Regions from separate parts of the Mus musculus genome. Here region 1 is linked to region 2. The links are chromatin loops, found by intact Hi-C in ENCODE. Cell type or tissue: left cerebral cortex. All regions are shown on one strand. Links, peaks and the distances in the headings refer to the core of each region. The heading gives the core; the rest is flanking DNA. Region 1 overlaps Sox2ot (SOX2 overlapping transcript (non-protein coding)). Region 2 has its middle 56 kb from the start of Gm20515.

Evidence for each region. Hi-C counts contacts between places; a loop is a spot of excess contacts. Peaks named below come from ENCODE experiments on the same cell type or tissue, not always from the same donor. Only the 100,000 strongest peaks of a DNase experiment are listed, where the experiment ranks them.
Region 1: a loop joins it to region 2, with 4 times the contacts of the local background. A loop is called at or near these places in 2 of 42 quality-filtered maps.

Annotation. Positions count from the first base shown.
Region 1 is chr3:34,564,538-34,580,861 of GRCm38, forward strand. The region is part of intron 2 of Sox2ot (SOX2 overlapping transcript (non-protein coding)); the gene reads left to right. Among named protein-coding and RNA genes, the nearest start is that of Sox2ot, 12 kb to the left of the region's middle. In left cerebral cortex, for the core only: a CTCF peak has its summit at 11,838; DNase peaks (open chromatin) are centred at 5,679, 7,737, 8,211, 8,955 and 1 more place; H3K27ac peaks cover 380 bases.
Region 2 is chr3:34,486,265-34,502,588 of GRCm38, forward strand. No RefSeq gene overlaps it. Among named protein-coding and RNA genes, the nearest start is that of Gm20515, 56 kb to the left of the region's middle. In left cerebral cortex, for the core only: no CTCF peak of the experiment used is centred there; DNase peaks (open chromatin) are centred at 8,643, 9,531 and 10,789.

The DNA of each region.
Region 1 (16,324 bases), core at 4,625-12,624, 78 kb after region 2:
AACAGAGAATAAATTAAGGAAAATTGAGTTACAAATTTTCCAAAAATGCATTTGATGAAATACGATTCCCATAAGCCTTGACACATGACAGAATATCATGGTATATTTAAGGACATAGAGCACACTGTCTTTATCTAGGCAATTCATAGTGAAAGTTGGAAAATACTAGAGAAAAGGGGTGTGTGTGTGTGTGTGTGTGTGTGTGTGTGTGTGTGTGTTTGTTTTCAGAAGTGAGTACTCTGAATTATATAATATATATGTATATATATATTTGTGTGTATATATACATATATATATAGTTTGTTTGTATATGTGTATGTATCACCCCAAACTATATTATTTGCAAGTTTCATTACATATATGCACACACAGCTTTTGTGCAAATTTGCTGCCTTAATTCTTCGATCCTAATATTTTATCAAACACATTTCGGGTAGTTCTTGATTTGAACCTTTGCAGATAAGCCACAGCCCAAACAAAAAGCCCTACCAAGTAATTTTCATATGATTTATGTCAACTATGTGCATGCTTACCCATCTTTTATCTTCATCTTATAGAAAGGAAATCCCATTTATTTACTCCCTCAACAAATAGTTAAGCACAGAGCTCAGGTGCTGGGAGTCCAGGAATCAGTTAGGTAAGCGGAGCCCATTACCTACAGTGCTGGCAGAGCGGGGGAGTGGGACCGTGGATATGAAGTCAGAAACAGCTCAAACAGTTTTTTTGAATTTTTTTATTTGTTTGTTTTGTTCTGTTTTTTTTTTTTCCTGACTCCAAACTGAGAGAAAAGAGCAGGTGGTCTGGGGTGCAGAAGGTACAGCTTGGTGGACCTCCTGAGGACCACTTATGCACCAGGAGATACCTCTGAGATTCTTCCGTGGTAATGCAGGAATGTGTGCATTGGTGGCTTGGAAGGCAGATGTGAAGGGGGAAAGGAGGAAGCTCGTGGGCACAGCCCACTTCTGACCTCATCCCTTCCCCTTCCAGACTCCTTAGCCGTGTTGTCCTTCAGACACAAAGAGTCCTTTCAGGGGCTGGCACAAGACTTTCTTCAGTCAGAAGCCTGCATACCTTACTTGTCTGTCATAGCTCAGAGAGTCTGGTGATCAGATTCAGTTCTTGGTGGTACCATGGGCCCTATCTCAGGCAGAAAGTGTTTTCTCTGACTGGTCATCCAAAAGTCTCTCTCGAGCTGTAACCTTCACTGGGATGGCAGTAGGGTGTCATATGAGTGACACACAGTGCAATCAGACCATGAGCAGTTAACTTGTGGTCTTCAGACCATCTTCATGTCTCTAGAACATGAGAACAGAAAATGTGGTACTATCCAAAGAAGTTTCTGGAAATGGCAGGAGAGTTCTGCCTTCCTGTTGGATTGCTCTCTGGAGATCATCAGAGGCAGAATATTTACTCCTGTGGCCATACTTTTGCTCAGAGGCTTGAAAAACTGTGGAGATTTCAAAAGTCAAAAGGGCACCGTGCTCATAAGTGAAAGGAAGTGAATCCCTGTGTCCACTGTAGCATTTGCCTTCGCTGTCACAGAGTCCCTGTGTCCACTCTAGTGTCTGTCCTAGCCTTCACGGAGTCCCTGTGTCTATTATAGTGCCGGCCTCTGCTGTCACAGAGTCCCTGTGTCTATTATAGTGTTTGCCTTAGCTTTCACAGATCCCTGTGTCCACTATAGTGTCTGCCTCTGCCGTCACGGAGTCCCTATGTCCACTGTAGCATCTGCCTTTACTGTCAGTCTCTGTGTCCACTGTAGCATCTACCTTAGCCATCAGAGAGTCTCTGTGTCCACTATGGGGTCTGCCTCTGCTGTCACAGAGTCCCTATGTCCACTGCAGCATCTGCCTTTGCTGTCACAGAGTCCCTGTGTCCTCTGTAGCGTCTGCCATTTGCTGTCACAAGGAGTCAAAGTGGGGTCTCTGAACCATCCTACCCCTTTTGGATGTTGCAAATCGATTTTGTTTGTTTGCTTCCTCATGTTCACCTCAGCATTTCTCTCTGTGGACCATTGTTAGGAAATACGAGGGAAAGGCCTAGGAAAGAATTTGGGGTATTTAAGGTAAAACCAAGAGCTCTGTCTGTTTCCATCTAGTTAGCTTAGATCAATTTTCTAATCTATTCTCCTGTGTCATCTACCTATTGATACATGCTGGGCCTCAGAGTGCTGGCTTCCTTTGACTCTTTTAATTAACTTTTAAAATCAATTATGGTTATTTGTATAGATTCCTATTGTGTCTTCTCTTTGCCTTTGCATGGTTTAGGTTTTCGCTTTGTTTTGTCTTTTTGCTTTTTGCTTTTTTGTTTACGCTACTCACTGTTGTGAATTAACAGTATCTTCCCTTCCACCTCTTGAACTAGAGAAACTATTAGCTAATAAGAGGCTAAATGAGCCTGAGACTATAGGGACGCTGGGATCCTTAAATTATTTAAATTGAAAAATGGCTGGTTTTACAATCAGAAAAACTCAAGTGGACTGTAAGCCCTACTTGACCGTCCCCTTCTCTGGATGATCCTGTAATGACAGCTGGAGTTATCTGCCGTCCACATCACTGTCCACAAAAGCTGGGGCATTCACTACTAACCCCTGCTGCAGCTCTGGGGAGCTGGGGCCAACTCAGGGAAGAGAACTTTACCAGAATCTGAGGCTGGCTCTGGTGGCATACAAACTCAGTGAAGACAGCAGATCCAACAGCCAAGGCCAGGAGCACCCCCTCCTCCCCCAGAATGGAGGCTCAACAACTCACACATGGAAGGAAGGCTGGAGGGGAGCAGAGGGAAGGCACAGAGTAAGGGAAAGGCAGGACGCAGCACAGTTGCTGCTGTGAAAGGTTTGCAAGCTCCCATAAGCATCCCTGATTATATCTTCAATTTCTTTTTAAGCTGTGTGTGTTTCATGGTGTGTAGGTATATGCACCTGCGGAGGTCAAAGGCTGGCACTGGGCATCTTATTTTATAATTTTACCCCTTACTTTTTGAGACAAGTTCTCTAATTGAGCCTGGGCTTCATTGAGTAGGCGAGACTGGCTGGCCAGTGAACCCCTGGATCCTCCTGTCTCTGGTTACTAGTACTAGGTTACAGGGAATGCTGCCTCTATGTGGATGTTGGAGATTTGAACCCAGGTCCCCATGCTTGTGAGGACCCATCTCTATAGTCCCAGATTTTCTTTTGGTAGGTGAGTCACACTGGGGTCAGCACTGATTGATTTTCTGAAATCCATCACTGCCAAGAGCATTAAATCAGAGATGTTAATAGACATGGGCCACACTATGACAATGAGGAATTCATTCATATATACACATAATACAGACAAGCATATAGATATCACACAGACACGCGCACACACACACACACACACACACATGCGCGTGTGCGCGCGCACACAAATATGCCAACACCTCAAGTGCATTTACCAAGCTAGATCCATTATACTATAAAATAACAAAATAAGATTTTGATTCACTACCTCCCACTAATAAATCAGAATATTGAAATCAGAAATACAGAACACATTACAAATGATTTTAACATGAAAAAAATACTAGGCTTTCATAAATCTCTCATTCTTTATTTTACATTTAAAATTCAAAATTTCGTAAAAACAAAATCTGACAAATTAGATTCAAAATCGCAGTCTTTTGTTTTGTTTTGTTGGAAAGTAGCCTGTTCCCCCTTTCAAAGCCCAACTCTGAAAACATTTGTCAGGAAACTTCCAACACTGCTGTCACCATGGCAACCACCTGCCAACCGCCATTGGCTGAAGGCTGGCTATAATCTCCTAACTCTATTCTCTTCCCCAAGCCTTGAATTCAAGCCCGTCTGCCTTTCTGCTCAGGAATTTTGGGGAGGGGAGATGAATATTAAGGTTATATTACCTACCAGTAGCCCCTCTTTGCATGTAGCTGACAAGCTCAGGTAGCAAATGAAGGAGTGGAGTGAAGCCTGTGACGTCACACAAATGCCCTCGTGATGATGACAGCTTATGTCACAAGGATCTTGAGGGCCCAGAGAAGCCAGCCTGTCTGTCTAGCCACCTAGCACAGTTTGGCTCTTATATCTCAAAATGTTTATATGTTCATGTGACATGTTTGTAGACTTGGGGACACCTATGGGAGGTGGAAGTCCCCCAGGGTGACTTAACTCCAACACATTCTCCCAACATGACAACATCCTGGGGGTAAAAGTTCAATGAACACACAAAGGCACACAGACACAGACAGACACACACACACACACACTTTGGGACTAGAAAGATGGCCCAGGGTTTTTTGGTGATGGGAGATTGATGAAATTATTTAGGACTTTTTTTTTTTTTCCATTTTGAGTTCAGATGTGGCTTCTTTCTCCAGTTAAAGAACATAAGGCCCTTTCCACTCCCACACCAAAGTGCCACAATGACAGAACATTGAAGGCCCTGTTTGAGGCTCCCTTGGGCTCCCCCCCCCACCCACTGATAGTATACTATTTTGTAAGAGAAACTTCTTTAACTTTTACATGACTTCAAGATTTCTTCCTTGGGGACACCTATGGGAGGTGGAAGTCCCCCAGGGTGACTTAACTCCAACACATTCTCCCAACATGACAACATCCTGGGGGTAAATGAGCAAAAGCATCATGATTTCAGGGTTGACCTTGAATTTGCTGTGACTGACCCTTCATAGTCACCTGAACACGGAAACATCAGATTAGTGCATGTTCCTTCAAGCTCAGTGCTAGTCAAGACTGTCCTCATGAAATGAAGGAGAGAGAGAGAGAGAGAGAGAGAGAGAGAGAGGGAGGGAGGAAGGAAGGAAGGAAGGAAGGAAGGAAGGAAGGAAGGAAGGAAGGAAGGAAGGAAGAAAGTTCAATGAACACACAAAGGCACACAGACACAGACAGACAGACAGACAGACAGACAGACACACACACACACACACACACACACACACTTTGGGACTGGAAAGATGGCCCAGTGGTTAGGAGAGCTGATGTTCTTGCAGAGGTTTGGTTCCCAGCACCCACATGGTATCTAACAGCTATCTGTAACTCCAATTCCAGGGGATGAGACCAACAACCCCCTTCAGGCCTCTAGGAACACACAGTACACATACATACATACAGACAGACAGACAGACATACGGACAAAGCACTCATACACATAAAATAAAAATAAATCAAAGTCAGGCACGGTGGTGCATATTTTGAATCCCAGCACTTGGGAGACAGAGGCAGCCCAATCTCTATGAGCCAGAGGCCAGCCTGGTCTACGTAGTGAGTTCCAGGACAGCCAGGGCTACACACTGAGAACCTATTTCAAAACACCAAAATAATAATAGTAATAATAGTGCTTTTTTAAAGTGAAGCACACTAAAAAGAAGGAAATGGAGACTTAGAAGGACCAGGGAGGGAAGGCTGTGAAGGAGAAGATGGTAAAAATAGCATTACTTGGGTTGAAGCTGCTGTCATGAGGCCCAGGCTGTGGACACAGGCTTAAAAAGGCAATGATAAAAGAGAAAGTGAAATTGGCAGACAAGCTTCCAGAAGAACAAATCGCACAGGAGAACAAATCGCTGGATTCCTGACTTCCCGGAACTCTCCTGAGATGTGAGCTGGGGCGCCTCCGAGCCATCTCTGGCTCTCCACAGTGAGTCCTCTGTTGAAGCTGTCCTTCCAGCCTTAGTCTCCAGGGAGCCACAGTGCTGGCACTGTGCACAATTTAAAGCAGATGTGGGAGAGTCACGTGACACCACAGGGTTGTTACCAGATGAACATCATTGTACGATCATGCCGAGTTTCATCGTTTTACTAACTGTACTGCTGGTGTATGCTACTCCGGACTTTACATTGAAAACATAGCTGTTTTCTAAAAATTTTAGTGTTCAAAATGCAATCATTTTCTCACAAGGATTTTAAAGTCCAAAATTCAGACTACAGCCAAACTCATTACATCAGGAAGTCTGAGGATAAAACCCACTCATCAATATATTCTGAACTCTATTGATGACTGTCAAAAATGCCTAAGGTAGACAGAACCACAAGTCCAAAGATAGGAGGCAGGACAAAGCAAGAGAGCATGGGTTATAGGCACCACTTGTGTCTGTACACTGTCAGTTTGTCAACCTGACATTCCCAGATAGTCTCCACTCCTTCCTTCTGTGCCCTGGTCCTCGGACACTCAATGAGCAAAAGGCAAAAGGAAGCAGCGGCCTCTCCATAGCTTCAGAATTCTCATTAAAGATAAACAAATGATGAGCAGTTGGGAGACAGCTCAATCTGTAAAGTACACAAATGTGAAGACCTGGGTTCAATCCCCATCACCTATGTAAAAAGCTTATGTGTATCTGTAATCCCAGCACTAGGAAAGCAGAGACAGGAGGATTCCTAGGAGTTAAGAACTAGCTGGCCTAGCCTAACTAGTGAGCTCTGGGATCAATGAGAGACCCTCAAAAAATAAAGTAAGAGGGCTGGGTGTGGGGGTTTGTGCCTTTAATCCCAGTACTTGAACGGCAGAAGCAAGCAGATAGCTGTGAGTTTGAGGCCAGCCTGGTGTACATAGAGAGTTCCAGGTCAGCCAGAGTCACATAGTGAGAGACCCTGTCTCAATAGATAGATAGATAGATAGATAGATAGATAGATAGAGTTTAAAGAGAATATATAGTATATACATACATATATATGTATACTCCAGAGAGGACTGACCAGGTGGATCAGTAAAGATACTTATTGCCAAATGCAAAAACCCAAGTTCAATCCCTGAAATCTGCATGGTAGAAAGAGAGAACTGACTCCTTCAAATTTGTCCTCTGACCTCCACAGGCACAACACAGTGTTTTGCCCCACATATAGAAAGAGAATAGTAACTTTTCAAGTTAATACTAAGGTGGAAAGCAATCTAGGAAGACATTTGACGTGCACCTCTGGTCTCCATACACATATACATTCACAACACATTCAGTCCCTACATCTCAGAATTTACCCAGGAAGGCTGTTGTCCACTTCTCTCTGTGTGTCCAGATGGGCAGTCGAGTTACAGCATAAACCTCCCAAGCAAGTGCGTATGCAGATGAGAGCCTTAAATGTGTTTCAGACAAGGAGCAAAAAAACAAAGTTTTAAATTACAAAAATCTCTGCTGGCATGGTGCTCATCTGACCCTCACTCCAACCATGGAAGCGAGGCTCCTCTGGCTGTATCCCCATTTTACAGATGAACCACCATGGAACTGGACGAAGAAAGCTGTGTGAAATCTCAGGGCCAGTGTGGCCTCTTTCTGGAGTTCTTACCCTAAGACAGATGGAAAATTGACCAGGGGTCACCCTCGCTATTCATGGACAGCTGTCTATGTCAAAAGAATCTCCCATTCTTTAGGTGAAGAATCAAATTAGTATGCTAATAGTGTTCTGCATCCGTGTTCATAGCGGGCATTATACTCACAGACACAGGGACGAGCCTTACTACGCAGACACCAGCATGCCGTTTGTCATCTTCTGAGGCATCGACACTCTCTCTGGTGACCGATTGGAGACTTTTGGAGCTTCTTTGATTTAACAAAGAAATAAAAAAGTTGGAAGAGATAAGAGCTCCCAGTTATACGTGCATCTCTAAGCCCAAGCTTCAGTGAGACTTTGAAAGTAGGCTACGACTCCTTCTTAGAACATTTCTCAAAATGGAAATCAGCCTGAATGAGTAGGAGAGAGAAAAAAGAGGCTCAGTGGATCCACAAAGCCCTGGAATAGAGTAGCATAACCGAGATCTGGCTTGGACCCAAGATGGTTCCAGCCATCTGTCTCATTTGTTGTAGACTTCTCAAGGAGAAATTTCTGGCTACCTAAGAGCAGCCTGAGATGGGACCGACTCTAGGCCAACCCCAAGAAAGCAGTCAATCATTTGCTCATGCACCAGCCATTGCGTGTGTCTGCCACACAGGCGTTCTTCTAAATCTTTCTTTCCCTCTCACTTGTCTGCTACTCCTTCCTCCTCCTCCTCCTCCTCCTCCTCCTCTTCCTCCTTCTCTTCTCCTCTTGCTCACAACAGCCTTGTTCTTGTGGCTCTGCCCCACCTTTACGCCCTCCACACCTGAGAGGTAAGGTGAATCTTGGCAGCGTTTTGATTAAGCTGTGCGTGTTTTCCAGGGTGCTGTGCATTATAACGGGGACCAGATCCCTTATGCTGGGAAGCTGATCATGGACAGTGGCTCCTAGACACAGCTCCACCTTCTCTAGGCATCTGTGTATGGGGGCAGCTCTTCCTCTCTCCCACAGACAGGACCCAATCCTTTCCCGAGCTGCATCCCACATCCTCAGCAGTGATGAAGGCGGCCCTGACAAGACAACAGGGCTGAAAGCAGCCAAATCGGAAGAGGCTGGATTTGTTTTGGGCCGCCTGGCATGAGAGGAGGCTGAGAAGGGCCTTGAGAGCAGACATTGGAGCCCCCTTATTCGAATCCTTCTAACAGCCAGTGTTGAGTTTTAAGAGACGTCTGGCAGTGGCAAGTCTGGTTCTGCTGAGGGCCCTTTCAGTTCATTGCATTTGGGTTTCAATCACCATCGAATTAAGGTGTAAGGCAATCACTTATGAAGCATGCATTAAGTGCCGACTGTGCACCAGAACGGCACTAGGCACTATGGGTATTCCAACTAGAAATCTAGCTTCTGTCCTCGGGAGGCTGATACAGGAGCAGAGGGGATATGTTAATTGTACAGTTCAATATTGGGAAAGTGCCCAGTTCTACTGAAACCCTGGGGAAGAAGGTGATCTGATAGAAAAGATTAGGCAAAACGTCTCAAGGGGGGCAATGATTTAAAATTGACATCAGAAGGACAGACAGCTGCCAGCCAGGCAGGGGACTCGTGGGAAAGGAGGCTCTACCAAAAATGCTTATCAAGTTGTGTGGGGTGCTGGCTCCCATGCAGAATCTATTTCTGAGAACTTCCATGGCCCCCTTTTCTGGCATTGCTAACGTGGGAAACATCTTGCCGTTTCCATGACAAGCAGCCTGTACCAGGTGTGGAAGAACATTGGCACGGGAAGAGGAATCATTTCATTCATGTTGGCATCCTTGTGAGACTCACGGGCTGTGATATGGCCCATCTCTGCTGCACACCGCATGCCCACCCGGGTGCTTAATGGATGTACATCTGATTCATCCACAGGCATGCTGGAACCCAACAAGTTCCAGTTTGAAAGTGGCCAGTAACTGGACTTCTTTGGTTCTGTCCAGAAGCCTTGAAGAAGAAAGGGGATTTGAAAAAAAAAAAAAGAGTCAAGGAACTGCAGACATCACGGGGAGCCTTCTTGGCAGGTCTGCAGGGTGGCTTGACACAAGCCTAGATACCCTCTGTGCACCAAGCCGACTGTTCCTGTTTTAGAGTCAGGAAGCATCTTATCTTCCCTGACTCGACCTTCAGTCTTTGCCTAAACTCCCTGAGTCCCATCCTCAGCTAATTAAATGCCTGTTCCTAAAATCCCTGATTCCGACACCACCTCACCCCACCCTCCCACCTCCACTGGGCTCTCAGGGCCTCGGCTTATCGCCACTAAATCTTATCCCAGCTGTATTGATAATAATTGATTTACTGCTCTACCTCATCTGCTTCTTGAGGGAGGACTCTCCTAAAAGGCAAGACTCATGTTTTAATCATCACTGTATCCCCCGGTCCCCAGCAGAACACTTAGAAAAGATCCCATTGAATTAGTGTTCAGACATGATGGTAAATTCTCTGCTCCTGGAAGACATGGCGCTTCTAGCTCTGTATATCCAGTGAGCAAGGCTGGGCTCCTACGTAGGAAGCTTCTGACCCACGCTAGCCACAGTTTTCTCTGCTTATGGATAAACCTGTGTGGTGGTTTAACTGGGCTGTTGTTCTTTAGCCCTTTAAAAACTAAATAGCCCCAATGTTCCCAGCAGCCACACCTGTTGCAGAACGGAACTGTTAAAACGTGACCTTCTCCTGGGGCATCTTCTCTTCGGTGCATCTTTCAAGTGATTCAAGCTAGAAAAGAGGGAAGAGTAATGGGTGGGTGGCAGAGGATCTGTAATTAGTAAATACTTAATAATGGTTATCTGATTTAAAAAGGAGCTACCTACCACCAAGCCTGCTGACCTAGGTTTGATTCCCTGGATCCATATGGTAGAAAGAGAAAATTGACTCCCACATGTTATCCTCTGATTTCTATATGCACAGCATAACACACATGCACACAGCTCGTTTCTCCAATCAGCCAAAACCTAAAACCCACACACGAAAGTTGGATGAAACCAGAAGTGTGTTTGAGAGCAAGCACTAGCAGGGCGCCTTGCTGCATTGCCTTTAATGGCCAGCCTTTGGGTGGTAGAGGCAGGTGGATCTGTGAGCTCCCAGCTAGCCCCAGCCTGCATAGCAAACTCTAGGCCATTCAGGGCTACACAGGGAGACATTATCTCAGAGAATCAAGAGGTGGGGGTGGGGGGACAGACTAACTGAAGAAAGAAGCTTATGATTCGGAAAGGATTAGAAATTCCAAAGAGCCCCAAGCTTTCCCCTTCTGCTCCCTACCTTGAGCTGTCCTTCCCCCCCCCCCCACCTCCTCTGGCTCCCCAAAAACTCCCACTTAACTTCCCAGCTGTCCACTCACACTTAACATCAGCTGTCCACTCAAATTCCCTTCCCAGATCCCCCATCACACTGCCAGATCCCACAGACCCCCAACGGTCTCCTTTTATTGTCCCCAGCCTTCCTTTTACATCCCCTTAAGCTTCCCCCTCACAACTCGCAAGGGTCTTTCGCAAACCTCTCCCCAGATTCCCCCTCACATGTATACACAGTCACCATTCACGATTGGATACATGCGCACGCGCGCGCGCGCACGGACACACACACACACACAGGTCAGGTAGACTTGCCATTTTGTGAAGTAACTGATTTTAAGAGGGACCCAGATTTACAGCAAAACGAGAGCACGTTCCCTTCGGGTGAACGCTCCCCTTCTCCCTCTCTGCCTGAGATTCTTCAGGAGAGGCATGAATTCTGCCACGCTCCTTGTGGCCCCCAGGACAAGGCCAGCAGGGCTGCTGCTCCTCTTTCAACTTTCAACTGTGTGTGTCCCTTGGCTCTACCCTGCTTCTGGAGTAAGAACTTTGAAACGGGCAGTCTTAAAGTAGGGTGTACAAGTGTGTGCCGGTAAACTTGGTGCTCCGGAGGCTGAGGCAGAAAGATGGTGATCTGGAGGCCAGGCTAGAATATACAGTGAGACCCTGTTGTCAGAAGATGGTGGTGTGTGCCAGTAATCCCAGCACTCCCAGAAGCTGAGGCAGGAGGATCAGGAATTCACAACCATCCTCATCTACAAAGTGAATTCAAGGCCAGAAAGAGAAGCAGGCCACTATGCCTGTGTCTGGCATATTTCTAGACACCTCCAACACCAACACCCTCCCCCACTCTCCACCCCTACTTCTTAACTTTAAGTACTTGGTAAAAGGAATTCAGAAAATGTTTTGTGAATGAAAACAGGAAGAAAAGCAAAGAAGTTTTACTTGTGAATAATAAAAGGTTATTGTCTTTTCTGTTTTGCTTCGTTTTTTTACTTTGGTTGTATTGCTGCACGTTATTTTATGGCATGGTCTCATATAGTTCAGGCTTTCTTCAAATTCCCTTTCTTGTAGGCACGGCTGGCCTTGAACTTTCCATACTCCCTCCCGCCTAACCTCCAGAGTGCTCAGCTTACAGGTGTCTGCCACGTACTCTAACCTTTGTCTGCTTTATTCTCTGCATCGCCTCCATCGTTCCCTTCCTCTCTATTAGGGTGCCTGCCTTCTCTACCCCCTTGTAAAGAGCCTGGGTGTTCTTTCCAACCAGTGGAGGCGCTGTTGGCAGCCCCATGCTTGCTCTCTCGCGGTTGACTTTACATGGTGAGTGGGCCCTGTTCAGACCTCTCTAAGCTCTGCTCTCTTCACTAGTCGTGCCGCCTCTGGGCAGCCCCTGCGCCTGCTCTACCTGGGCCTGGCTTCTTAGCCTCAAGCTCACTCAGGGAGTATGAGCCCTGGTGCATACACACTTCTTGCCCATTTTCTCTCCCAGAATACCCAGTTTGTCTTTAGAATTAAAAGCTAGAATGGCAACAATGAAATCAGCTTCAGAAAGTAGCTTGAATGCCTTTCATTTTCTGTTTTTGTCTATGCCAGTGGTTTGTAACCTTCCTAATGCTACGGCCCTTTAATACGGTTTCTCACGTTGCGATGACACACACCTCCATCATAATATTATTTTGTTGTTACTTCCTAGCTGTAGTTGTGCTACTGTTTTGAATCATAATGTAAGTATCTGTGGTTTCTGATGGTCTCAGGCAACCTCCAAAAGGTTGCAGCCCACCGGTTGAGAACGTCTGATCTATGTACATCAGCTACCTCCTTGCAGTTTGCAAAGGTAATACCGTTTCCTGAGCGACTGAATAGCTGCCATCCCTAAAGCCTGACAGACACATCTTGTTTTGCAGAGGGAACTCACATGGGCAGAAATGACTATGAGGCTGTAGGTCAGGGGGTCCCCTGAGCACCCCATCCCTTAGCAGGTGTCCCACCGCACCTGCTGATCAGCTGATCAGCCTTAGTAGCCCCCTATTATTTCCAAAAAGACAGCATTTTCCAGACTTTTCTGATCTACAATGAAACATGCGTTTTCTTAAAGCGGTGGAAATAGAATAATTCATATTGAGAGCTTATTTACTGCCAGCCAGACCCTCATCTTGCTCTCCAGGGCTCTGATAATCACCTATTTCAGAAGCCATTAGCCTCTGTGTGTTCTAAAGGACTCTCCACCGAGCCCCTGTGTGCCTTTGTGTTCTTAGGGGAGGAACGGTGTGCACTGAAGTGACAGACCTCTCTTGACCAAGTAAGAATGTCTGTGATGCACAAATAGTATATTAAACGCTTTTATTTGATAGTGTTGAAATTAAACAGCGTGTGGAATTCCTGCCCAGGTATAGGGACATGTAAAACCTTTTGAGACTGTGGCTGTTCATTCAAACGTTTTAACATTTATGAAACACAGTCATATTAAGAAAAAAAATACGCGTTGAAATAATGTAGTAATCAAGACTTAGCCACTTACAGGAGGCCAGTGGGAGCTGAGTTTATGTTATTGATTTTAGAACTACAGCGAAAGAGAGAGAGAGAGAGACAGAGAGAGAGAGAGAGGTGAAATATTGCCTTCACTGTTTTCAGATAATAATGACTGTTGTTGCAAATTATAAAATTTAATTAGCTATATAAATTCCAGAAGAACAAACGGTATGCCATTGTCTTGATATCTTTCCAGAAATTAGTCTTTTAAAAAATAAATTTGCCATATTAATCATCTAAAAATATTTTTGATCACTGAATTAATGGTTTTAGGCCTGTTTTCAGGTGCTCATTGCTATAGGTGATTGCTTCTTAATTACTACATGGACTCTCTATTCACTCATATTAATTCATGTTTGCTGGCACAGTCCCAGAGGCAGCCTGCCCTGGATCTTCTAATTACTTCTATAATTGAATTTGCCCACTTTTTCTAACCTATTTTTTAAACTGACTGTGTTTGTCCCAAGCTTATTGTGTCTTTTTTGTGTCAGTTCCCTGCAAGCAGAGTGTACATCGATCCTTTCCTCGTTTCTCATTAATTTTCAAGAGCTTGGCCGCATGTCGGTTTTTTTTTTTTTTCAGTCCGTCAGACCTATTGCGAAACGGAAAAGAAAAAAAAAAAAAAGAAAGAAAGAAAGAAAGGGAAAGAGGAAAAAGGGAAAAAAGGACTTTTATTATTAAAGGTTAGGTAAAATAGACTGAAGTTAATTAATTCATTAGTAACCCTGAGCCAATTACTGAAGCCTTCTCTTATTTATATACTTGTTAACAAGACAGAAACGAGAAAGGCCAATTACAGGCACATGCCCTTCACAACTTCAGCCCTCTCAGCACTTACACTCTCCTCTCCTGACACCTCTCCTAAAGCCACATATGTATCAGATGTGTGAGGTACCTTAAAATAATGTTGGGGCAGGGGCAGCTCTCTGGCCCATTCTGTTTATTGACATAGCTGAAAGATTTCCCCCCATCTATACATTTCAATATGCCTAATGCTTACTGATGTCTCTTAAAAAATTTCTCAAAGAGTCCTGCTCGGCCTCAGGCAGTTGCAAAAAGAAAAATAAACTTGATGCGTTTTTTTTTTTTACATTTACATAAAATTTTTTTTAATTTATATTTTATTTCTTTGCTATTACACTTTAATTCTTGAACCAGGGTAACTGATTAGCAGATTAGCAGATCCAAACAATAGAGTCCTTCTAAATATGTCCTACTTGATTTTTAAGGCATATACCAAAGCTGTATAACATATAAATCTAGCTTTCTCTAAATGATTGGCAAAATGAAAGTTTCGCTATTCATGGGGGCAAAGTAGCTGCTTCGTCCACATGGTGCTAGTGCTTGCTCTGTCCTGCCTGGGTACTTTGCTAAGATCTCCAGGGTTATGAGGCACGGGGAGAAGGCTTCCCTGCCCATCCATATTCTCTTCACACATTTGTGCCAGCATGGAGCCAAAAAAAAAAAAAAAAAAATCAGTCAAAGTCAATTGACTCTAATGTTTCAATAAACTAACTGATTTTTGGAATGAAAACCAATGGGAATCGTGAGGATTATTTTTTCCTCCTTTTCGCTCATATAAACAAAGTTTATCATGGTTAAATGACACTGAGGAAAAAAATACAACCTGTGGTTCCTACAGTCTCCGTTGTATCTGCCCTGAGTCTGTTAAAATGTGATCAGTTGTTTTGCATCATAACAATTACAATCAAAGTTTCAGGAGAGAAGAATCTCAGCAGGGTGGATAACCCAGGATTCTTTAAGAGGCAAAGTTAGAATCTAGGGGTTTCTTAATCCCGAATTCCTCGGTGCAATGTGAATGCTTCCCCTGCTCTCCTCTCCTGTTGGCAGCTACTCTACTCTACTCTACTCTACTCTACTCTACTCTGCTTTTCACGTTCTTAAATAACTTGAGACTCCTCTCTGCTGAGCGACTGATAGAAGATAGTCACCAAGATTTATGTCCTCTGTAGTCCCAGAACTTCAGTGCGCACCAGGCAAACAGAAAAGGAGCCCAAGTCACCCCTTAAGTCCCCTCCACTCCCACCCCTGAGCCCCCCACATCTCAGGCCTTGGTTGATTAAACAAACTCTTGGCTTTAAAATCCAACAGTGTATCTGCATTTTCTTCAGTAAGTGCCCTAAATTGGTAACAGGTGTCCCAGCATTTGTTCATTATGGAGTCATCCCCACCTCTCCTCCAAGATTAGAAATCTATACTAATTTTTCATCAAATCAACTGTTTTTCATTTTTAAAATTACTATATTAGTTTTAAAGTGTGTGTGTGAGTGAGTGAGTGAGTGTGTGTGTGTGTGTGTGTGTGTGTGTGTGTGTGTGTGTGTGTGTTTGTGTGTGTTTATGAATCTCAGATGTGTTGCTATGGGCCAGGACCACACAGGGCCTGGTTACTCTGCCTACGTCCTTCCTTGTCTGCTGCAGGCAGTTTTCAGATGCCATGTAAACCAGAAATGAGCTTCCTGACTCCATCATGTGAGGGCATGGGTTTATCTCATTAGTTCACTTTCAACAAGACCACCATCTTGTTAATTTGTGAATGTTGTTGGGGCCTTCTTTCTCCTCCTTTCTCCTCCTTTCTCCCTCTCACCTTCCTCTCTTTCTATTTTCCCTTCCTCTTCCTCTTCTTCTTCCTCTCTCTCCCTCCTCCTCTTCCTCTTCCTCTTCCTCCTCCTCCTCTTTTCCTCTTCCTCTTCCTCCTCCTCCCATTCCCTTTCCGAACTCCTGCAATAAGGTGGTTTCATTTACCCGATGCCTTCACAGCTGTTGCCTCACACAGTTCCTATAGGCCAAGTGCTACACTGATAAAGAAGCTAGAGTTCACAGTTAAATGACTCGCCCAGGGTCTCACAGTATTTACCTCCCTGGGAGACGAATAGGTCACTGGCCTCCTTTTCTGAATGAAGTCCCGACCTTGATGAGAGGAAATGGCCTAAAGTCCTAATGGCTTTTTAGGTGGTTTCTGTATAGGTCATTAGAATGAAGATAATGTGGCTATGCACAATGTGCTGCCATTCTGAAATCTCTGTGCACACAGGGCCCCCTCCCTTATCCTGGTGAGAAGGGGTGCAGATCTTATGAGCCCCACTCAGGGACTGGGCTCAGAGCTGTCAACACCTTCCCTGAATAACTGAAGTCTGAAGTCCCACCATTCACTCTTGCTCTTGAGTTGGTTCCCGGAGCCTTGGGCAAGTCCTTAGCACTCTGCATCTTAACTGAGGAGAGTGACTCT
Region 2 (16,324 bases), core at 4,975-12,974:
TCTTATAGGATTTCTTTGCCCTCAGACCACAGATTGTAAAATCATTTAAGCTTGTGACTAAAACCATTTTCTTTATCCTTTTTTTTTTTTTGTCATAGGTTAAAACCAAACTGTTTGAACATTTGTCTTTTTTTTTTCTCCTGAGCGCCCAGCTCTTACCCTGTCAATATAATAGACTGATAAATGAAGTTGTTTTGTTTTGCTTTTGTTTTGTTTTCCTCTGCTGGTGAGACTCCCTAGATGACTCCTACTTCTACTGAGGGGTCTTAAATCTTCTCCCAGACGCTGCTAGAACCCTGAGGTTTGATGAGTCTCCAGTCACGGGTGCTGTTTCCACAACCAAAAGAACACTGTGGCTCTTTTTGTACCCTGTTCCTTTAGCCCATGATGCTACTCTTTGCCCTCACTTACAGGTATGACTATATTTGTCCTCAACCCTGAGCAGGAAGTATTGATTATCTATTGCTCATTTCTTTAAATCCGATTCATTCCTTAAGAAGGATTTCAGGCTGATCCCTAGAGATTGACAGCATGTCAGCATAAGCCGTGCTAATCACCCCTGGCTCCCTGGCAGCGACCCCCTGCAGCTCCTGGGCTCCGGCCCAGCCACCAGCTGCCTCCTGCAGCCCCAGCTCCCTGTGCAGAGCCGCTGCCTGGATCGCTGATTGCTGGCCCCAAAGATGCTTTCTTCCAGCACCCAGATCCCCCATAACCAGATTTCCTACATGACAGTCTGCTCCACGGAACATATGAGCAAATCTCCTTTTGTCAACTCTCTTGGGGAAAGAGAAAGCACATAGCCACATCACATCTCCTGTTCATTTGCTGCTCAAAAATTATTATTATTAATAATAATTCATAACATGTAATTCATGAATACGATGATGGTTATGACTTTCTTGTGGGAAATATTTACCCAAAAATTTCAGAGTTCTTCTCAGTATTCATACCAAAGAACTGAACAACATTTTTTTTTTTTTGGTAACAATTTACTTTAGCACAGGCAGTCTCCTTACTCCCACCTGTGAATAATACAACAATATTTATGTCCAGTCCTAGCTGGAACTAATGGATGCCTGTGCTGGCAATCACGCGCATGGCCAGAGTACCTCCCAACACAGGTACTTGCTTGGAGGCCAGGTTGCTTAGAATGTAAAGGATGTGGCTATGTTTAGAAGTAGGAAAAGAGAAAGGTGGAGTCTAATACTATTGTGGTAATGTCTACATGGTCTATATCAATGTTTGATTCATTCTTTTGATTAGTGCCTTTATTCAAATTATCCTGGCCTTTGATTCATAAGACACCCCCCCCAAACACAGACTCATTTTTCTACAGTTTATCTATACCTTCACCTTTCCTGAATACTGTGGGCTGAACAGTGTCTTCCAGACCCAGCGTGGCAGCTGAATGTATGAATTCACAGCAGTTGTGACAGCAAGCATGCGCAAGATCTATGCAAGCCCAAGCCAGGAAAAATCCCAGTAGATTGGGAAATGGGCAAGAAGTCCCACCCATAGCTGAGGAGCTATGAAAAATTGATTACTGCTGGAAGAGAAATAATCAGTTTTCTTTAAAGGTGTGAGCTCTGGCAGGTTGACCACTCTCCACAGAGAGGTCATAACCCCAAGAATATATGAGAACCACAAACTGGGCTTGGAGGATGAAGAAGAAGGAAGAGGAAGAGGAGGAGGAGGAAAACACAAAGTTGGATAGTGTCTTAGTTACTTAGTTACTTTTCTATGGCCAGGACAAAACACCATGACCAAGGCAACTTAGAAAAGAAAGCATTTAAATGGGAGCTTAAAGTTCCAGAGAGTGAATCTATACTATGACCATCATGTCAGGGAGCATGGTGGCAGGCATGGTATTGGTGCAGTAGCTGAAAGCTAACATATGACCCACCAGCAGAAGGCAAAGAGATAGTTAACTGGGAATGGCATGGTCCTTAGAAATCTTACTCCCTCCCCCCCCCCATCCTTACCCCACCCTACCCCCTACTCCTACAGTGAGGTACTTCCTCCAAACAAGGCCACACCTCCTAATCTTTTCCAAACAGTTCCACTGACTGAGGACCAAATATTCAAATATATGAGGATCATTCTCATTCAAACCACCACAAACAGATAGGGAAGTCGGGATAGCTCTGGGAGGAGTTGTCGGGGGATGAATATATGGCACAAAATTCTTAAAGAATTAATAAAATGTGTTTTAAAAGAAACATTCTGAAGATGTCAGAGCCCAATCAGTCATAATAACAAACATTTAGAATCATTTTTAAAAGAAATTACTTTTATAAATACTTTTATTTTGGGGGAGAATTTCATACAATATAATTTATCATATTTGCCTGTCACTCCTTCCTCTAACACCCATCCCTTCTTAATGTCCTCCAACTTTGTTTCCCTTTTGTCCCTTTGCTTTTTCTTATAGTTTATTTAATCTTTTATTTTTATATGCATTGGTTTGAGGGTGTCAGATCCTCTGGAACTGGAGTTATATACAGTTATGAGCTGCCATGTGTGTGCTGGAAACTGAACCCGGGTCTTCTGGAAGAAGACTAGTGCTATTAACTGCTGAGACATCTCTCAAGCCCCCTGTTTTGTTTTGTTTTTTAATAATTTTTGTTTGGTTTTCCCCCATTTTTGTTTTTCAATAACACATCAACTCTAATGCAGCATCCTGTATTCATGGGTGTAGGGCCGTCTACTGGACATAGTTGACCTACCTGGAGCTACACCCTTAAAGAAAACTGACTTCTCTCTTCCAGAAGCCACCAAATGTCAATAGCTCCATAGCTAAAGGTAGAGGGGCCTATAAGCGCCTCCTTCCTTATGCTGGAATGTGGACTGGCTTGATTCCTGCAAGCTTTCTGATGGCTGCTGTGAGTTCAAGAGTGCAGAGGTCCTGTCATATCCAGAAGGCACAGCTGCAGGCACCTCTGAGCTCTCTTAAAATCTTACCACCACCACCCCTTTCACAATGTGAGCTATGGGAGCTGGGTGTGATGTGGATTTCCTATTTGTGGATGGAAACTCCTTGCACCAGTCATGAGTTTCTGTATTAGCCCTGTACCACTCTGATAAAGACAGAGAGCTACACTATCTGTGGGTGGGCAGAGATGGCGTTAGAGGGCAATCACACAGAAAGCCTATACCATTCAACAATAACTTCCCACTTCCCTTTCTCCAGCATTTAATAATTTATCTGTTCTACTTTATATTCATATGGATTTGTCTATTCCCAATTTTTCACCTATGTGTAATCACACAATATTTGTTTTACATATCTTGCTTTCTTCATGAAGCATGTATAGAAGAGTTTTATTCCTCTTTATAAGCAAGAAGTACTTTTGGTCCACAGGGACCACATTTTAATCATCTGTTCACCTATTAGATGTACTTAACTTGTATGCCTTTAGCCATCGGGAGCTCTTTTGCTATGCGATTTCTCTTTCTTTCTTTCTTTCTTTCTTTCTTTCTTTCTTTCTTTCTTTCTTTCTTTCTTTCTTTTTTTTTTTGCATGATCAAGATAGTTCAAAATAAAATTTTATTTAAATAAGGCTTTATCAGGTTTTTTTTTCTCTCTCTCTTAAAAAGGAGGTAGGGAGTTTTTCCTCAAAGCTGGTCAGATGGGAAACAACATTTCCTTCAGTTGGGTCTCATTAATTTGAAAATAAAATGCTTACAATAAGATCATCTGTGTCACAGTTCACTCCAGTGGGCAGTGGGGTGGGGGTGGAGGACGGACAGACTCACCAGTGGGCAGCCGGCCACTGGGACAGAGGAGACCCTGGAAGGCCAGAGCTGGAAGTGAGGCATCCTCCCACCGCCTCAGGCAGGATTGCAGCATACCTGTGCGCACCAGCTCAAGGACGCTGCGTCCCTCCACCCTTACTCTGGAGCCATGGTAGTATCGGCCGGCGTGATAAAAGTATTCTGAGAGACTGCCATACCCGGAGATCCGTCCCATAATCAGCCTCCAAACGATGACACCATTGCATACACTAGCAAGATTTTGCTGAAAGGACCCAGATACAGCTGTCTCTTGTGAGGCTATGCCGGGGCCTAGCAAACACAGAAGTGGATGCTCACAGTCAGCTAATGGATGGATCACAGGGCTCCCAATGGAGGAGCTAGAGAAAGTACCCAAGGAGCTAAAGGGATCTGCAACCCTATAGGTGGAACAACAATATGAACTAACCAGTATCCCCCAGAGCTCATGTCTCTAGCTGCATATGTATCAGAAGATGGCCTAGTCGGCCATCATTGGAAAGAGAGGCCCATTGGCCTTGCAAACTTTATATGCCTCAGTACAGGGGAACGCCAGGGCCAAGAAGTGGGAGTGGGTGGGTAGGGGAGTGGGGGAAGGGTATGGGGGACTTTTGGGATAGCATTGGAAAAGTAAATGAAGAAAATACCTAATTTTAAAAAAAAAAGTATTCTGCATGGTTTGCTGTGCACACAACATTGTCTGGGAATATTTACAAGGATTAGATGTGGTATATCTGGGTTGCATGGATCCCAGCTCCAGGTGAGAGGAGAGAGGTCCCAGTCTCTCCAGGGCTGAGTGGACTGGCGAGTGTCAATGGTCCAAAAGAAACACACTGAGCTGGGAGGGAGTCTTGTTAAAGCAGGAACTTAACTTTATGGCATCAGCCTCTCGCTTATATACGTTTGAAACATAGGGAGGGAGATCTTGGGTCAGGTAAGATGATGTAGGAGTCCGGGAAAGGTGACAGAGGGTACAGAGTGACTGACAAGGCCAATGACAAAGCTCTATATCAGCAGAGGCAAAGGCAGGGTCAAACAACGGCAGCTTAGTCACTCCGATATGGAAGTGACTGAGACAGGTCTCAAAACTCAAGACAGGCTTAGGCTCTCCCACAAGGCCTCAGAAACTCAAGCCAGGCTCGGGTTTGTCCTCAAGGCCCAAACCAGGGCCAATATGGGGCCCAATACTTGGGAACTCTGTGTTTAGCCTATTGATGAGCCTACAAACTGGTTGTCTCAGTGGCTCTATCGTGCCATGGTCTCTCCTTCAGTGCCTGCTTCCACATTTCCAGAACGGCCTGTGATCTAGGGCCTGTTGCTCATTCACAAGCCATCCTTGAAGACATGTCTCCAATTTATTTTTATTTTTAATTACATATATGTGGAGGTGGGGTATATACATGTGAGTCAAGTTACCTTCAAAGGCTAGAAAAAGGCTGGCATTATAGGCACTTTTGAGCTGCTATGTGGATACTGGAAACTAGACCTGGGTCCTCTGGAAGAGCAGCTTTTAGCACTGAGCTATCTCTCTGGCCCATCTGCCCATTTCTTAAGTCCAGCTGTTTGTTTATGGTTGTTGAACTGTCAGAGTTTTATGTATATTCTGATAGTCAACTGCTATGTATTTGGCAAATCTATCTCCCATTCTATATGTTGTTTTATTTTTTTTAGTAGAGCCATTTGAATCAGAAAAAGCTCTTAAGTTTAATGAAAAGTCTAATGCATCTATTTTCTCTTTTAATGCTCCCGTGTTGTATGTCATAGGTAAGAATCCATTGCAACTTCAACTTCATGAAATTTTACCCTGTTTCTTTCTTTTTTATAGGTTTTAGTTCTTATGTTTAAGTTGTTGGTTATTTTTAGTTCATTTTTGCATGCGGTGTGAAGAGGCAGCCCGTCCTCTTGCACACAGCAATGTAGGTGCCTCCTTTACAGAGAGGCTGTTACCTTTCTTTGACTAAACTTGATCCCTGTTGTTCTAGTTTCATTTCTGATGCTGTAATAGACACCGTTACCAAAAACAGCCTAGGATGAGGAAGGTTTTATTTCACCTTACAATTCCAGATCACAGTCCATCACTGAAAGGAGTCAAAGCAGGAAGTCAAAGTAGGACCTCAAAGGCAGACCTGATTGCTATTCCACACAGTGTTACTATGACCAAGGAATTCATGTCACAGCTAAAGTGGTACAGCAGGAACCATGAGGCTGGCTGACTAACAGGTTTATACTTACATAACTTTCTTATATACCTGCTTAGGAATGGAAACCCCCCTCCAGCCCCCCCCCCCCACCCAATGATCTTGACCCTCCAGCATCATTTAACTATAGAGATAACTCTTCACAGGCATGCCTACAGACTTTCCTCCCAGATGATTCTAAATTGTGGATGTTGGAGGTTTAAAACTATCCATTGCCACTTGTCAAAAACTCAGTTGGCTGTAGATATTTGTCCTGCTTTCTAGACTCTCAACTCTGCTTCACTGCTGTGTGAATCTATTGGGAAACTACTGTCACACTGTTGGCCATGTCTGTCTGGTATAATTTACTAAATATAATTTAGCTTTTCTTTGCTAATTTAGTGACAAGTTGAGCCTCTTGCCCAACCATGGTACATTTAAAGACCGGCATTTGAATCCAGGTATTGGATCTGGAGCCATGTACATAGAAACCTTCCTTTAAAATCAGTTTCTTTTTCTAATAAGTGGGTATTTTTTTTCTTTTTTTATTAGGTATTTTCTTCATTTACATTTCCAGTGCTATCCCAAAAGTCCCCCATACCTCCCCCCCACACACACACTCCCCTACAACTACCCCCCAGGTAGTCTCAGGTCCACTTCTTGGCCCTGTTGTTCCCCTGTACTGAGGCATATAAAGTTTGGAAGTCCAATGGGCCTCTCTTTCCACTGATGGCCGACTAGGCCATCTTCTGATACATATGCAGCTAGAGACAAGAGCTCCGGGGTACTGGTTAGTTCATATTGTTGTTCCACCTATAGGGTTGCAGTTCTCTTTAGTTCCTTGGATACTTTCTCTAGCTTCTCCATTGGGGGCCCTGTGATCCATCCAATAACTGACTGTGAGCATCCACTTCTGTGTTTGCTAGACCCCTAAAGCACCAGTTCTGAAGGGGTTAAACCATCAACTCAAATATTGCCTGACTGGAGGATATACTTGGAAATCAGTTTTCTAGAGTGGAATCTTGAAAAAAATAAGAGTAGAAATTAAAAGTCTTGGGTGAGAGTCTCGGGTCCATCACTTCTTACCTTTCCAATCTCACTATCTTTCCTATAAATGGACTTAGAGGAAAGTGAGATGAAGGTAAGGAGTCTGTGATACTCTGATGTCATCATCCATCTCATTCTCTTGATGTTGAGCAGAGAGGGGAGACTCATAGTGAACTAGAGACTCACACCATGGCGCCATTCAGCCAGCTCCTTTTTGTTGCATCAGTCATATAGTTCATCTGTGGTACTTTTTGTTTGCTCAGTCATGATCCTCTCCCAGCAACCCCAAGAGGTCATTATTAACTTACAAGATTTCTCATTTTGTAAACAATAGTGATTTATTTAGAAGTTTAAAAGCAGTCAGTATAAAGTATAATTGAGTTGACTCAGATATCCTTCTAAGAATGCACACAGAGGAGATGATCCAAGAGTGCGCTCCAGGGAACAATTACATAGGAGACCAGTGAGACACCATTCACTCTTGGAAATGTATACATCTTATTCCAACTCAGAAAGCTGATTTCCACATGGATATGGAAGCACACTTTGTTAGCTTAGTGCAACTCCAAAGTCCTAGAGTCAGTAGCTCTCAGATCTTTTTCATCTGACAGCTTTCTGAGTTGGAGTAAGATGTATACTGCGTACAAATTAGAACCAATGGCTGTAGGTTTTGAGGGCTGGAAATATGGCAAAGTGCTTACTGTGCTATCATGGGGACCTGAGTTCAATCCCCAGTACTCCTGGAAAAGCTGAGTGCTACAGGGCAATACTGGGGCAGGGGAGCAGAGGCAGGAGGACCAGTCAAACTAGTCAAAATGGTAAGCTCCAGATAGTGAGATGCTTTGTCTAAAAAGCAGAAGGCAGAAGGTAGACAAGATGGCCCAGTGGGTGGTAGTGCTACTGCCAAACCACCAGATGACTTGAGTTCAGTATCTGAAGATCCACATGCTCAGAGAAGAAGGGGGTTGCCTTCTGACCTCTACATGTGTATCATCACACACACACACACACACACACACACACACACACACACACACACACCAAATAAGTAAATGTCATTAAATTTTTTTAAAGAAAAGATGGAAAATGATATAAGAAGGCATCCTAAGTCATCCTATGACCTGTATATGCACCAGCACACACATGCAACCCCCCACATATACAATTCACAGAGAGAGAGAGACAGAGAGAGAGGGAGAGAGAGACAGAGAGAGAGACAGAGTATGGGCTCTGGATTCCAAAAGCCAGGGTCAGACTCTTCCCATATCAACTTAGCCCTGTGACCTCACTACACAGACCCTTATTTTCTTTACCCATAAAGTGGTAGCTGTACTGCTCAAAATTTAATAAGACTGTGCATAGATCATGAAAAAGAAAAATACCCATAGAATTCAAGCTAAATGCCCCCCCCAAAAAGAAAGAAAGAAAGAAAGAAAGAAAGAAAGAAAGAAAGAAAGAAAGAAAGAAAGAATGGTCAGTATTTTGCCTCAAAATTGGTGCTTAAAGAATCAGCTCAGACATGCCAGTGTAATCATCCCACAGAAGAATCAAATGTGTGAACAAGCACTAGTGGGAAGTCTGTGACATGACATTAACAAGCTTCACGTCTGTGATAACGGTATTCAGTCCTGGCATTTTGGAATTGTTGCTCAGTGAGGAAGGAGCAGGCATCCCTGTGGCTGCTGCTGGATCTGCTGATGTTTCCATGTGTTTGAGGCTTGTAGATAGGTCATGAAAGGGTAAGGGAAAAGCCGGTGTTCAAAGGCAGACACGAAGGGCAAAGGAAACAGAAACCCAGGTTGAAGCCATTCTTTTGTTTTAAAATTTTGCATCTATTTATTTATGAGGGTGCATATGCCGTGGAAAACACACAGAGGTTATGGAGCAACCCTGGAGGGAGTCATTGTTCTCCATGTAAGCTCAGGGGACAGAAGTCAGTTGTCAGGGTCTGATCTGCTAAGCCATCTTGCAGGCCCATGGAGCTGCTCCTCTTACCACAGTCAGTAAAAAAGGAAACATATTAACTTGGCCCTTAGTTCAAACAGAAGAAGGTACAGTCTCTTGGAGTGTCATTCTTGCAAAGATAACACTGAGAATTACGTAGGCAACACTAAATTGATCTTCTCCACTGAGGGGTCAGGTAGATCCCAGAGGGCTGTACTGAGGAGCTTCATTTAGGCTGGTAAGTTAGGAGACCACAAAGGAAGTATAAGCCAATACCACATCACATGTGTGTGTTTCTATAGCCATGACTTCTCTCATGCCAGAGCATGCCATGTGCGAGGAAGAGCTCAAACTATGGACACAGCACTTCAGTGTAGTTGGTGGCAATTTTTATGAGAAAGTAGAAGAGTTTCTTGCAATATTAATATATGTGTGGAAAACAAATAGTTAAACACAGCTCTCATGACTATGTAGATCTTTTTATGTTAAATTGGTATATTTTCTGCAATGAGCACAGCCACATGCGTGGCTGTGACTAAGCTGTGTCTTCCATGTGTCAGTCACAAAAGTTATGCCTGGGCATGGGCGTGTGACTCATTGTAAGGCTTTTAAGCAGAGCAGCTGTGCAAGGGAGGCTGCCTGGTAGATCATCCACGTGCTAGAATAGTCATCTTCTCTGAGTTTGGCAATAAACACTTGGTCCATTTGTCCTGTGTCTCTGGAGATGGTTTGTCAAAGTCAATGATACTCAGATATGTGAGGGCAATTGCCTTGCTACCTAATCTATAACCTGGGGCCCTCCCTAAAGACTTAGAGGGCAAAGCTCAATTGTTGTATAGAAGGTCACTTGGTGAATGGATCTGACAAGGTAACCCCAGGATTTGAGTGTGTCCTGTGAGCAAGGTGGGAAAACATTATGGAGTACACAAACAATTCCACCATTACTGTTATTCAGAGTTAGCTCGAAGAGTCAAGAAGAGCAAGGGCAGCCAGTCCCCTCTCAGCTTCTTTTCGTTTATATGCCATATCATTTTAATGTTCTGCTGTGACATTAATTTGAACTTCAAAATACTATTTATTGTGCAAAATAAAGTATGAAACTTTTGCTGAAATGTCTTCCTGTACAGTTTTTGTATCTGCCATTGAGAGTGAATCACAGAACTGTGCTCTTGGTAAGGGCGTTATACATGCAACAAATTTTAGAGTAGGCTGGGACCTGTGTAAAAGAAAAAAGTTAGATGTGGGGTGCATCCTTTGAAGATCCTGGCACTGAGGAACTAGACACAAGCATATCCCTTAGGCTTACTGGCCACCCACTCTAGCCTAACCTGTGGGCCCCACTCCCCAATCTAGTGGAAGAAACTCTTATAAGACAAGGTAGATTGTGCCTGAAGAATGACACCCAAGGCCCCTTTGGACCTCTACATACACCTGCACACATGTGTATACACACCTGCACACACATGTGCATCTGGACATGTGCACACTCACAGAGAGGGGGTGGGGGTCAAAACATCCAAGACACATCTGAGATTGAAGAGAGCTGTCTTCTTGCAGAAATCAAATTCCAGCACTCATGATTTCCTAAGGGATGGATTTCTCTGTGGGGATTGCATAGACATAAGAGTTCTATGAAACTTGGAGAACAAAGGCGACACCCGAAGGGCTCCCATGGTGTGGCGCTCTATAGTGTTGCTTTGTGTTCATCCAGAACTCTTCCGAGTCTTAATTCTTCTGTGCAGCCCCTGTAGAAATTCATGCCAGAGAGAGGGAGAGAATGTTGACAACCAGGGGACAGGATGCCAATAGCTCATCCTTGGCAGTGGCATCTGGATGGGACTGGCCTACCACCGGGCGTGTTGGCCAGCACCACGGTTGCCTATACAGGGAGCTATGTATCTTTGCTCAGGAGTCCAACAACTGTGTGTGTGTTTTGGTAAGCTATTATTTCTGGGCCAAGCGTTTTCATGGCATTTTTGCATCTTTTGGCACTAGTTCTGTGCTTGCTCACCCCACCTTCCCACCCACTGCAATATTTTAGATTTCTGACTAAAAAAAAAAAAAAATCCTACAGAAACAGATATGTATTAAAAGACTCCTTGGGGCTTAGCCCTAACAGTATTCCAGGCAAGTCATCTTCTTCCAGACAAATTAATAATATATTCCACTCTCTTCTGCTTGTTGAACTGTTGAGTTTTAGGCAGGGTTTCACTCTGTAGCCCAGGCTGGACTTGGCTGACTTTCAGTTCATGATCCTGCAATCACAAGTGTGCATGGTCATGCCTGGCTCAAAAGATTCCAATATCAACATTCAATTGTTGTTAATTAGCTAGTAAAGCCTAACTGTAGAATAATCAGATATTACTTCAATCACTAGAAATATAATGAAATTATTGGGTAATTTTAAAGTCCAGGACTCTTCCAAGGTTATCAGAGAAAGAGAATGATATTATAACCTTACAGAATCTGCCACATGCCAACCAACCGGATTATTAGCATCCTCACTGCTGTGCAAGGTTCACCCTCAGAACAGATCAGGTTTTGCTCTCCAAAACTACTTACTTTGAAGGAGCTTACAGCCTGATTCAGCTTTACCTAGGTCTTATATTTCCTGTATTGTCCTTTTAACATAAAATGCTGAGGCATACAAGACTAAAGAATTAATAAAATCTGCCTCAAAGAATTTACAGGTTGTGTGTGTGTGTGTTTGGTGTATGTGGTGTGTCTGTGGTGTGTAGTATGTATGTGTGTGGTGTGGGGGTGGTGGTGGTATGTGTGTGTCTGTGTGTATGTTTGTGTATGTAGTGTGTGTGTGTGTGTGTGTGTGGTATGTGTGTATGTGTGGTGTGTTTGTGGTGTGTAGTATGTGTGTGTGTGTGATGTGTGTGGGGGGGGTGTGGTGTGGGGGTGTTTGTGGTGTGTGTGTGTGTGTGTGTGTGTGTGTGTGTGTGTGTGTGTGGTGTGTTTCAAAACATGTGTCTATGTGGTGCACATGAGTGGGGATACCAGAAGACAATCTTGAATGCTTTCTCAGCTGTCATCTACCTTGTTTGGTTGTTTTTTTATTGGACTGGAGCTCACCAACTCAAGTAGGTTTGCTGATCAATGAGTCTCCAAGATCCTCCTGGCTCTATGTCCCCAGCATTGTTTAACTGGTGTATCACTAAGTCCAGATCTTTCATCTAGATGCTAGGGATCCAGACTCGGGCCCACTTTACAAACTGATCCATCTTCCCAGGCCTCCAGTTTTGTTTTTTAGTGAAGAAAATTAATTAAAGAGCTACAAGCAAGCATCAAGAATAGCAAGAATAAGAGATTAGGGCATCTATATTCTCCTAAAATTAGTAAATGAGCCATGTTCTTTTGTGACTAACATAAGTGTCTCAGTCCAGTCAGTGTCAAAGGCAGAAGGGTTCATGGGAATTTGGAAACTATAACTCTAAACTTTCCGGTCTCCATTTGACTGATGAGGAAGCTAGTTTGGTAATCATGACACAGTAACTCTTATTAGGTCACTGGACCAGCCCTCTCTCACTCAGTACCTCCTCATGACTTTAGAGCTATTACCAGATTGGAATGATCCATGCAGAGAAATGTGCTATCGTATCACAGTAATGAGTGTTGCCCCAGGGCTGGATTCACTGTGTGATGAGGAATAAGAAGGACAGATACCTGCAGTCCCTGATCAGCAGAAGACTGGAGCAGAATGGTCACATGGTCCTAGCCAGGTGAGCGCAGCCTGCTCCAGTCTCAACAAGCGAAAACACAATGAACAGGAGGATAAGCAGATCTGAGGGAGAGTACAACTCTGAAGGGAGACTGGTCATGCAAAGAAACACAGAACATAGGTAACGAAAGATATGTGCCTGGGCAGTGCCACCCCATAACTATCTAGAAAATAGAGAAATCCATGTTTTGTCTGACGCTTTGATCCCCAGAGAACTTTTACTCCCAATGCTGAATCCGAGGACAGCAAACTGCTCACCCAGGAGTGCAGCCCTCACACACAAACCAAACAATCCAAGCTCGTAAGTCCAAGTCCTTCTTTATCCAGTTTTTACATCCCAGCCATGCCCCAGCACCTGGGCTGAGCTTCATACAGCTACAGGCAACCCTGAGCCCTAGCACCCACTATAGTCCTTAGCTAGTCCACATGAGGCCAGCTCCACTGCCCTTCCTAAGCCTTCCTGTGAAAGTCACACAGGGGTTTTGGCTCATGCTCTCACGATGTCCTCTCCTGAGGATCCCTGGTCTCCCCAGCACTGTTTCTAGGGGCCCATGTGACCCTCTCCTTCTTCATGCTGGCCATGTCTGTTTGTACTTTAGCAAACAGTTAAGAACAAACCTCGGTGCAGTTTTTCATCTATAACCATCTTGTTCTCACACTTGCTTGTATCTATTTTGTTATTTATCTTAATTGTCACATAATAACTGTACATATTTACGGGACATGGTGTGATAATCCCGTATATACTGTAATTCTTCATGGTGAGCCTCTGTAATTAGCATTTTCTCTTTAACATTCATCACTTTCTATGTCCAGAAGCTTCCAACTCCTATAAAACATACACTAGGGGCTGGGAAGTGCTTGCTCTATAAGCAGAAGAACTTAGGTTTGGTTCAGCAGCACCCACAACAAAGCCAGGCATTGTGGCACGTGACCTTAAACAAAGCACTGGGGGGGAAGAGGGAGAGGAAAAAGTCAGTTCCTGGGATGAGGGACATTGCATTAGTCAGTCAGCCTTGCTAAAATGGTGAGGTTCAATGATGGAAAGAGACCCTGCCGAGAGAGAGGAAGAAAGAGGGAGAGGGAGAGAGAAGAGGCAGACAGACAGACAGACAGACAGACAGAGACAGAGAGAGACACACTCAGCGAGACAGAGAAAGATAGAGACAGAGAGACACAGACAGACAGACAGGCAGAGATAGAGACAGAGAGATACAGACAGACAGAGAGAGATAGAGACAGAGACAGAGAGATGCAGACACAGACAGACAGAGAGACATAGAGAGAAGAGAGACACACACACAAAAACAGAGGGGGGGTACACAGTTCAGCCTCTGGCCTCCACAGATGCCTGAAGGGTCAAGTACAACACACACACACAATTATAAATGATTATCAAATTTTTAAAACATCACAGTTTCCAGAGACTACCCCACCCGGGGATCATCCCATAATCAGCCACCAAACGCAGACACTATTGCATATGCCAGCAAGATTTTGCTGAAAGGACCCTTTTATAGCTGTCTCTTATGAGGCTATGCCAGTGCCTGGCAAATACAGAAATGGATGCTCACAGTCATCTATTGGATGGAACACAGGGCCCCCAATGGAGGAACTAGAGAAAGCACCCAAGGAACTGAAGGGATCTGCAACCCTATAGGTGGAACAACAATATGAACTAACCAGTACCCCCAGAGCTTGTGTCTCTAGCTGCATATGTAGCAGAAGATGGCCTAGTCGGCCATCATTGGGAAGAGAGGCCCCTTGGTTTTTCAAACTTTATATGCCCCAGTATAGGGGAACGCCAAGGCCAAGAAGTGGGAGTGGGTGAGTAGGGGAGCAGGGTGGGGGGAGGGTATAGGGGACTTTCGGGATAGCATTTGAAATGTAAATGAAGAAAATATCTAATAAAAAATTGGAAAAAAAATCACAGTTGACTGCCAGTGCAATAAGGTGGCACATCTTTATCACCTTAACATTTTTGAGCAGTTTGAATAGCCAAGGATCTCCTTTCCTTCTCGTTCTTAGAAATAACCTGCCCACCTACAGCATCCCAGTGTCACATGGGCAGAAAGCAAACACTCTAGCCTCCTGCCAGCCTTATAGGCTTAGCTGAAGTGCATCCATTTCTGATCCCTTGACCAGGCGGATCCAAGTCTCAATGGTGAGAGTGGCGGTCCAGGCCTCTGTTTCACCACAGTGGTCCTTGGGCAGCCTGTAAGGAATACAGAATAACATACTGAGGTCTGAAAGTGTGTCGAGAAGACCCTATGGGACTTTTATGCCTGACCCGGGTGGTCCCAAACTTTGAACAACACTTCTCTTTAGTAGCGATGAACATTTTCTGAAAAGGATCAAACAGTAAATACTTCTGAGTTTGTTGAACTTATGGTTTTTGCTATAACAACTCAGCAGCCACAGGTAACACAGAAAGAAACCAGACACCAGTCAGCTATGAAATATTTACATGCCATATATATGCCTATATGCTGTATGTTATGATTTGAAGATGAGCCAGCAGGCATATTGTCCTGGTTAGGAGTTCTATGGCTGTGATGAAACATCATGACCCAAAAGCAAGTGAGGGAGGAAAGGGATTATTCAGCTTACACTTCCACAGCACTTTTCACCATTGAAGGAAGTTAGGGCAGGATCTCAAAACAGGGAAGGATCCTGAAGGCAAGAGCCAATGCAGAGGCCATGGAGGGATGCTTTTAACTGACTTGCTTTCCATGGCTTGCTCAGCCTGCTCTCTTACAGAACCCAGGGCCACCAGCCCACAATGGCACCACCCACAATGGTCTGGGCCCTCTCCCACAATAACTAATTAAGAAGGTACCTTACAGCCGGATCTTACAGAGGCATTTTCTTAACTTATGTTCCCTCCTTTCAAATAACTCTAGTTGTGTGTCAAGTTGACATAAGACTAGTCATCACACACATATTTCCTAAACCTCAGAGAATGCTAGCTTTACTACTTGCTGTATGTGTGCTACTGAAACTGAACTGCTATCTCTATCCTTCATTCATCTGTCCATCTATCCATCCATCCATCCATCCATCCATCCATCCATCCATCCATCCATTCTTGCATTCTTGCATCCATTCATCTATCCACCCATTTAGCTACCTACATCTATCTCTCTACCTCTCTATCTACTTATCATCTAGCTATCTACTTTTATTTTCAGACAAAGTCTCACTAAGAGACCTTGCTCAGGCTGGCATTGTTGCAATCTTCCTGCCTCAGTCTACCAAGTTGCTAGGTTGCAGGCCCCGACATCAAACCTGGCAGTTTCCTTAACACTGGCATGAAAACTATGGGGCACTAGCCTTTTAACAGGATGGTCACTTTAGTTCCTTGAGTGGTTAACATGTATGTAAACATACTAAATACATGCTAAACAGGCAGGATGAGCTTGCCTTTCTTCCGCTGTGCTTTGTTGCTGTCATTTGGTAGTTAACTCAATTCCACCCATAGATATGAAGGCACTAAACATTTCTCTCAGCAAATCTTGACTATCACCCAGAACTTCCCAGAACTTTTCTTCAGGAGATTGATGGAAGGTCAGGAGGTTCTCTCTAGCTTCTACTGCACCCTACATCTCAACCTTGTACCTCCAGAAGCCTCCCAGTGGCTCCTTGGGGTGTCATTACT